3 separate regions of the Homo sapiens genome follow, and all the other regions are linked to region 2. The links are chromatin contacts, found by Hi-C or POLR2A ChIA-PET in ENCODE. All regions are on one chromosome and are shown on one strand. The core of a region is the stretch at or near the end of the contact, and the rest is flanking DNA. Distances in the headings are between cores, read along the strand shown.

Region 1 (2,700 bases), core at 103-2,602, 68 kb after region 2:
GGATTCTGTCTGGGGAAGCCGGGAAAACCTCATCTTTGTTGATGAGCAACAGAAGCGCCCCACCCTGCTCACATCGAGGGGCCCACGTGCTCAGTGTTTCAAGGGCAGCAGTAGAATTTAGTGTCACCTGGAACTGGGTCTGGGATACAGTCCTCTGGAAGAGTCTCAGCACACACGAGGCAGCCACACAGACCCCCAGACCCACGTGCTGCTCACGGCCCAGGTTTCCCTTGGGGAATGAACAAAGTAAACTAACACTGCAGAATCTTAGAGCTTCTGAGCAGGAAGACATCACCTTTGCAAGAATCACCCCATCCAATGATCCCTAACCTCTTTGGATCATGGAACTCTGAGAAATTGTTGAAAGCTGTGGATGTTTTTCCTAGAAAAACACCCCTCCACACACAGACATACACATACATAATTTCAGAGGGTTCACAAACCTGGGTCCCTAAGAGTTAAGGGCCTTGCTAAGCAGCACCAAGGCTAGATCTGGGGCAACTGAGTTAGGGCCAAAGCTGCCTTCTATTCAGTTTTCCTCAGCTCCTATCCCTTGGGAAATTCTTGGCTGGTTTTGGATTGCAGGTTCCATTTTCCTGTCTGTTTGACAAACCTCGGGCAGAAGCCCTCTCCTTCCACATCGTCCACTCATACCCCATACACACTTATACAAATGGGCCCCTTGGCAAGGTGTGTGGGGGCAGAGACTCCACAGCAGAAGTGGCCTCACCTGTTTCCCCTCAACCTGCCCCCGAGGGTTCCAGCTCTACCTTGTCTTTTTCAGAACGTCCCCAAAGGGCTAGCTGACAGGAAGCAGAATGACCAGAGGAAAGTGTCTCAGGGCAGGCTGGCTCCTCGTCCTCCTCCAGTTGAGAAGTCCAAAGAGATTGCAATAGAACAAAAGGAAAACTTCGATCCCCTCCAGTACCCCGAGACCACACCCAAAGGCCTAGCTCCTGTTACAAACAGCAGTGGGAAAATGGCCCTGAACAGCCCTCAGCCTGGCCCCGTGGAGAGCGAGCTGGGGAAGCAGCTCTTGAAAACGGGCTGGGAGGGCAGCCCTCTGCCGAGAAGTCCAACCCAGGATGCGGCAGGAGTGGGTCCCCCAGCCTCCCAGGGGAGAGGCCCAGCTGGAGAGCCGATGGGGCCCGAGGCTGGCTCCAAAGCTGAGCTTCCACCCACTGTGTCCCGGCCCCCGCTGCTGCGAGGGCTCTCCTGGGACAGTGGCCCTGAAGAACCTGGCCCCCGGCTGCAGAAAGTGCTTGCCAAGCTGCCACTGGCAGAGGAAGAAAAGCGTTTTGCAGGCAAGGCCGGCGGCAAGCTGGCCAAGGCCCCTGGTCTCAAAGACTTTCAGATACAAGTGCAGCCCGTGCGGATGCAGAAACTGACCAAGCTCCGAGAGGTGGGTTCCTGGGGGCCAGTTGGGCAGAGTGTGTACTCCAGGTACTCCCTGGGCTGAAGACCTCAGGGCTGAGTCTGGGCCCCTGGCCAGGGCAGCTCTGGCCTGGACTTGGGCCTTGTGAGGGCGTAAATTTTCCCACTCTGAGAAGTCAGGCCTATTTATGTGGCATCTCTTTCCTAAATACCAGTTTTAGGTGCTTTTTTATGCCAGTTACCAGGCAGAGCTCAGTCTAAAATCTAGTTGCCACACAAAGCCACATCTCAGGGGAAGGCAGACGTGTGGAGGGACATGTGGGCCCCTCAGTCCTGGGCTGCTTTCCTCCTCCAACCGGAGTCAGTGGCTCATAAACAGGAATCCCTTGATGGAGTGCCCAGTCATGCCTAGGATTAGCTAGCAAGGGTGAAATAGTGATTTCCTTTGTGATGCCCCCAAGCCTTCCTTCCTGATGCCTGTTAACAAAAGCTTTAAGTCCATCTGCAAGTGTGAAGGCTGCTCCGCCCATGGTGAGTTTCTTCCAGTGCCCATGGTGTCCCCTCAGCTTCTGTTGGCCATCAAACCAGGCACAGCGGTCTCCTGTGGGGTTGCCACCCTATGCAGGGTATGATTGGGGGCATCCAGAGATAGAGACCAGATAACAGGACAAAGCAATTCTGACCAGTCCTGTCTCCTCCAGAAGGCCCACTTGGAATATAAACCAAGGCACCTGGATTCCACAGAGTGAGGCCCAGCACCCTCAGAGCAGGAGGCTTCTCCTGGCTCCTCTACAGAGGGAAATGTGGGGCAGGGAAGAAAAGAAGGTGCCCGATAGCACTCAAGCACAATTGAGGGGATTTGTGTGCTGGCAGGGACACATTCCAATGCTGGCCACTATCCTATTCAGATACCTTCATGATGCTCTGAACTGGAGGCACAGGGGAGCTGGGGCGTGGCTGCTGATGTTAACATTTTACACACAAAACTCCTCCTAGTCAGAAAGACCCAACTAACTAGCGGATCAAACAGCACAGGGCCCAGAGGAGTTGCCACAGTCCCGGATCTCTAGCGGAAGTTGGAGCCAAGGGGCCGATAGCCAGGGATTTGCCTTCATGGGCCTCTGGTTATCAGAGCCTCCTCACTCCCTACACTCCTGCAGATTTCGCCCACCCAGAGAAGTTACAGGGAACCTGGAGGCCCCATGTCACTAACCACTACCCTGGCACCTGAGTGCCCAGCCCCTACCCGACTCCAGTGTGCTGAAGCTGATGGGCTGTGGGCCTCTGGCTTGCTAACCAAATGGGTAAAGGGTCCTTGACCATGAC
Region 2 (2,700 bases), core at 132-2,631:
GGAGAAACAGCACTGAAGAGTTTGGTCAGTTCCTTCTAGACCATATACTTGCAATTCTAGTAGTTACCACCATGTGGCTTTGTGGGGGACGGGGGTTGTGGGGGGAGCCTGTACCTCCATGTGGACAGGTGTGGACACTTGAGAGAAAGCATGGCTAGTACCCAAGACAGCCTCCTCTGGTTTCATTTACAAAAAACAATTATTGATGAGGGTAGCGGACTTCATGCGCTGCACCCCTGTTAGTGATCTCTCTTACAACAACCACACAGAAGAGACAGGACTTCCTGAGAACCACATGCCTGAGGAAGGTGCTGGGATGGAGGCTCAGTGGGCCAGGCTCAGTGGAGAGCATCTGCCACTGCTGCACAACTGATCTGTGGCCAGGAGCTGAGCATAAGGACTGTGTTTGCCAGGAGAGCTTGAGGCCATAGGCCTGGGAGCTCCAATCCCTAGTGCTCTCTACCATGACTACTGAATGTTTTCTGGGTGGCTAATGATGGCCAAAAGCTAGGGTTCCCGGATTTATCAAACAAAAATAGAGGATGACTAATTAAATTTGAATTTCAGATAAATAACAGTCTTTAATACAAGTATGTCCTGTGTTTATCTGAAATCCAAATTTAAATGGGTGTCCTGTAATTTATCTAGCAACTTTACCTAGGGTTTCTCTGTGCTGCTCTAACCACAGAAGGGGCTGAAGTCCCCATGTGGCTTGCCCCCAGCTTGGAGCTCCATGATCCTGGCCTTGGGTAGGCCCTATACCCAAGGCAGGTGAAGAGTGTGTATGGACAGGGTATGGATTTCCTGGGCAGGGGCAGGAAGCTCATTCATACTGATCTAGCTCTTATGAGATGCTGGCAGTGTGTTAAACACTTGACTAACATCTCATTTAATCCCCTGACTACCTAGTGAGTCGGGCATTATCATTATTATTTCCACTTTAGAGATGAGGAGACTGAGGCTCCACGATGTTAAGACCACAGGCTGTTTAATGGAGGAGCAAGGTTGACATCCCTGGGGCTGGTGCCAAGTCTGGGAGTAGCTGAATCTCCCAGGCCATTCTCTCTGGCAATCCCAAGAGTTTAACGCAGTGGGAGCAGCCCCTGCCCCCGAATCCCCAGGACAGGAACCATTCCCAGTTTCTCTTGGCGCTGGCCCAGGGTCTTCTCCAGGCTCACATGCTTGCTGGAGGCTCCAGGCGGGTGGGGAGATCTGCAGGGTCCCTTTGTTCCCGTCCGGCCAGGACAGTGTCCAGTGGCACGAGTTGCCATGGGGACTGCCATCTGCTGTGTGGATACCCATCGGAGGGGCCCAGGGTGAGCGACTGCCCCAAAGGCCCAGCCTGCCCTGAGCCCTGAGGCCAGCTGGTCGGCTTTCCCTGCCATTATCCCCCGAGCCAGGCCGGAGTGGGGCTCCCAGAGGAGCTCTCGGCTCTAAGTCCCAGCCCCTCTCAGAGGAGGCGTGCGGCCGAGGTTCTGCAGCCAGAGGCTTCTCGGCTCTGAGCTCCGGAGCCAGATGTAACATTGACCTTAAATGGTAAAAGCTCCCCAGAGTGAAGAGAGGCTGGCCAGAGGAGGAAAGGAGAATAACTCAGTTTTAGGTAAGCCTCCCCTATATCCTAGAATAACCTGCCTCTTCGGCTGGGAAGCGGAGGGAACCTTCTCTTCCTTAAAGGTACAGGGTGCTGGGATGGGGGTGCTAAACTTTAACTTTCCAGGGGAGCTGGCTTTGTTGGGTGGCATTTCAGCTGAGTATCTTTATTGTTGCTGTCTTAAGTTTTAAATCAGAAGTGAATCTTGCCAGTCCTAACTTAACTAGATTGTGCTCCTTTTGCTTGCCGTTGGAAAGTGTGCACAGCTCAGGGTGAAAATGTGGGTCCTGACAGGCGATTGCAACCCCTAGCTTTCCTGTGGGCCCCTTTGTGGCAACAGTGGGGTCTTCAGCTTTGGCAAGTCTGCTAAGCAGAGCTTTCTCCCCTCTGTGCTTCCTGTGTCTCTCTCTCTGTCCCCCTACGCCCCTCTGCCTTGAACCTGGGCTGGCATGACCTGTCTAGATCCTTAAGCCTGCCTCTATTTCTGTCTCTGCCCTTCCCATCCTGTGTTCTTGTCACAGTCCCTGTTTTTATCTCTGTCCCTGTCTCCTCTTTTGTCTCCAGCTTCCCCTGGCCTGTGCCCTTCCCTGCTCCCTAGAGGGGGTGTATGTGCCCGGCCCGTGCCCGGCCCTGCTCACCTCCAGGGCTCCGAGTTGAAGCGATTCCTAGAGTGAGCACCATTTGAACTGGCTTTTTCCAAAGGAAAAGCCAGTGGAAGCCAGAGGCCAGAGAGAGGCCCAGCTGTCTTGCTCCCTCCTGCCCAGGAAACAGTTGTAAAGGCTATAGAGGCTCTGCAGTTTGAGTAAACAGCAGCCCGGGGTCTGGGACCCCTGGCCAGCACTCCAGCCTCCCAGAGCTCGGCAGCTGCTGAACACTCTTCAGGCTGCTCACTGGGGTGGCACAGGGAAGTAAATCTGGTCTGAGCAGAGTCTTTTGCAGGGAAAAGGAGGAAGCTTCCTGGGACTGTGAGGCTGGGGGTCCAAAGGAGTCAGGACCTGCCAAGGATTGTATTGCCCCCACCGAGGGACGATGACATGCTAGTGAGGCAGGTGGAGTTGCCCATCCCCCTGCACTCCCCTACCCCAACAGTTCTATGGGGGAGGGAACTC
Region 3 (2,741 bases), core at 160-2,659, 130 kb after region 2:
CTATGGTAATTTGTTGGACAGCAATAGAAAGCTGGCACAGCGACCTTTCTAAGGCCTCTTCATTGGTATTCCAGAAATTCTATGGCTGGTGATCACTGTGACTCTCATTCTCCTCCTTGACACAAAGCCTTGCCTTCCCTGATTCATTCTTCCCCTTCCTGTCTTCCTTCGTTCTTTTTGCAATAAGTGAACAAATGCTAGAAAGCTAGCTCTCTTTCGGGCATGGTGTTAGGCTTTAAGAATAATCATGAAGAGGCCAGGACTCTGCCTGTCTGCCTCCCTGGTGCTGTGATGATAGAGTCATGCATGTTTCTGAGAAACTGGGGCTTGTGCTCACCCAGATCATGAGGTCGGTATTGGAGATGTGTAAGGGCTGTTACCCTGGTCTTTTAGAAGTTCCCTGCATTTGTTTAGAGCAGATTCTCTTTTTGTTATTGATATTTTTCACACAAATATCTAACTTTATGACCAGTACCACTTATATAAAAAAGAATTCGTTATCCATATACTTTTCCTATAAAAGACATTCATTTTGGAAAAATCTCATAAACCTTTGCCCAAGACATTGCTTACAAGCCAGAACTCCATAATTACCATGAAGCAAAAACCACTGAAAATCCGGCTGGAAAAACATAGAATACACTCTGCTGGTACACAGCACAGATAAACCTCATGTTCATCGAACAACAAAGGTGGAGTCTGACTTGAATTCTGGCCTACCAGAATATGAAAGGAGTTATTAAGAGAAAGTTATTTCATAAAAGACCCCTGTGGTGATTACTATTGTAAAGTTAAAAATCCTTGGGGAAAGTGTAAAATGTTTAATTTTGTAAATTGCCCTCCTACTTGTGTTATGTAAATGTGAATGTTTATATGTGCCTGGTTTCTTTGAAAAAGGAATCACCTGTAGTGGTGTAGAGATTTCAAATGTGTAAAAGGAGACTCAAAGGAAGGCAGAAGGTTCTAGACTCAGTATTTAAGTGGACATTTACTTTCATGAGCTTCAGCATCATACCCTGCAGATCACAAGGCCGAACAGCTGGGTGGAAAAATCACTGATTGCGGGAGGAAAAGAGGCACAACCTATGCTCAGTCTCCTTTAGGGACAGAGATGTTTCTAGGAGTACATAAACGATGGACTCCACAGGCAGTAACAGTGAATGGTGTGAGAACTGAGCTGCTGGGGGAGGAGGAACAGCAGGGAATATGGGAATTGGGAGAACCTTTAGCAGTTCACACTGTGCTATCTGCCTTCCTCATTTGTGTGTTTTCTGAGTCAGCATTAGCTAAATTTTCCAGAAGGCCATCCACAAAGTACAGCCTGGGCGTTCAAGGGACGTCATTCATTTCCCCCAGTGACCTTGACAAGTCAGAAGCTTGAAAGCAGGGAAATCCGGATGTCTCGGTTATGAAGTGGAGCAGTGAGTGTGAGCCTCAACATAGTTCCAGAACTCTCCATCCGGACTAGTTATTGAGCATCTGCCTCTCATATCACCAGTGGCCATCTGAGGTGTTTCCCTGGCTCTGAAGGGGTAGGCACGATGGCCAGGTGCTTCAGCCTGGTGTTGCTTCTCACTTCCATCTGGACCACGAGGCTCCTGGTCCAAGGCTCTTTGCGTGCAGAAGGTAGGTTTCTCACCAGATTTCCAAACTGAAGCAAGGCTTCAGTCCTAAGCCTCCTAAGCTGTTGACTATGGATTTCTGGGAATGAGGGTGACCCTCAGTGTCAACAGCAGGTCTAATTGGTGGTACTGCTCTGCCAAAAATGTACCACCATATTGTCAACTTCACCAAAATGATTGACATTTACGTTTGTATCATCTGGACTTTTACTTTTGGTTATGGAATATTTTTAATGAGGACATTTTGAAATAAAACACTGAAGAGAAACCATTTGATTTTTACTCTTTTTTGTATGGGTGGTATTTAAATTTTTTGTAGCAATGGGATCTCGCTTTGTTGCCCAGCCTGGTCTTGAACTCCTGGCTTCAAGTGATCGTCCTGCCTCAGCCTACCAAAGTACTGGGATTGCAGGCATGAGCCACTGCATCCAGAAGTAATAATTTTTTTTTAAGTATTTCATTGAAGACGCAAACCATGATTGTAAAAAATTTAAAGCAATCACTAAGCTTGGGAATAATGGGTAACTTTCACTAAAATTGGCCTGTTTTTATGTTTTTTGGGAGTGTTAGCATAATTATTTTAATTTTGATTTTATCATACCATGAATGAGGTGCAATGTTTTAAAAAAATATTCAGTAAATAGCAAATTAGCTGAAAAAAATCTGTAAAAATATAAGTTTGAAAATTAAGCCATCGGCTGTCTACTAAAGGAATGACTTAAAGTGATCGCTGGGCTTTTGAGATGCCTAAATGGAAACCTCATTTTGCACTGTAGGCAAAAAAATTGTAACCACAAATCACTCATTGCAGCTCTGGGCAAATGAAAATCTGAGCACTTTAATAGGAAAATGTGTGTTCCTATGCTGGAAGATGACCTGAGATATAAAATATGCTAGAAACAGACATTCAGAGTTGATTTATATGTTGTTGCATTACATTTTATAAGAAAGGTCAGAGTTATATGATTAGTTTTTTAAAATACTGTTACTTTCAAATAAGTTTGGTCCTCTTTGAAATCCTCTGGGGAGACTATTTTTCCCCACAATGCTGCCATTATTCAAACTATTGGACACTGTTTTTTGAAAATGACTCCATCACACTCTGGACTATCCTCAGCA

Evidence for each region. Hi-C counts contacts between places; a loop is a spot of excess contacts on that map. ChIA-PET counts read pairs that join two places held with the same protein, here RNA polymerase II (POLR2A). Pooled maps may share reads with other maps.
Region 1: a loop to region 2 is called in a map of ascending aorta, with 5 times the contacts of the local background. The contact joins the enhancer-like site here to the promoter of IRAG1 in region 2. A Hi-C loop is called at or near these places in 5 of 168 maps with a recorded cell type or tissue (ascending aorta, esophagus muscularis mucosa, ovary and 2 more) and 4 of 50 pooled maps. POLR2A ChIA-PET finds 5 or more read pairs at or near these places in 5 of 52 experiments (AG04450, BJ, Caco-2 and 2 more).
Region 3: a loop to region 2 is called in a map of ascending aorta, with 2.1 times the contacts of the local background. The contact joins the promoter of LYVE1 here to the promoter of IRAG1 in region 2. A Hi-C loop is called at or near these places in 2 of 168 maps with a recorded cell type or tissue (aorta and ascending aorta) and 1 of 50 pooled maps. POLR2A ChIA-PET finds 5 or more read pairs at or near these places in 2 of 52 experiments (B cell and activated CD4-positive, alpha-beta T cell).

The regions. Positions count from the first base shown.
Region 1 is chr11:10,624,668-10,627,367 of GRCh38, reverse strand. IRAG1 (inositol 1,4,5-triphosphate receptor associated 1) reads left to right here. Exons shown (of 21, transcript NM_130385.4): 9 at 785-1,402. Among named protein-coding and RNA genes, the nearest start is that of LYVE1, 57 kb to the right of the region's middle. Within about 2 kb of position 1,352, at least 7 of the 41 ENCODE cell types and tissues checked have a DNase peak (open chromatin) inside an H3K27ac peak, as active enhancers do; they include ascending aorta, where a contact is called at or near this core.
Region 2 is chr11:10,692,436-10,695,135 of GRCh38, reverse strand. IRAG1 (inositol 1,4,5-triphosphate receptor associated 1) reads left to right here and starts at 1,381. Exons shown (of 21, transcript NM_130385.4): 1 at 1,381-1,600. The coding sequence starts at 1,534.
Region 3 is chr11:10,567,333-10,570,073 of GRCh38, reverse strand. LYVE1 (lymphatic vessel endothelial hyaluronan receptor 1) reads left to right here and starts at 1,409. Exons shown (of 6, transcript NM_006691.4): 1 at 1,409-1,626. The coding sequence starts at 1,542. The region is part of intron 1 of IRAG1-AS1 (IRAG1 antisense RNA 1); the gene reads right to left.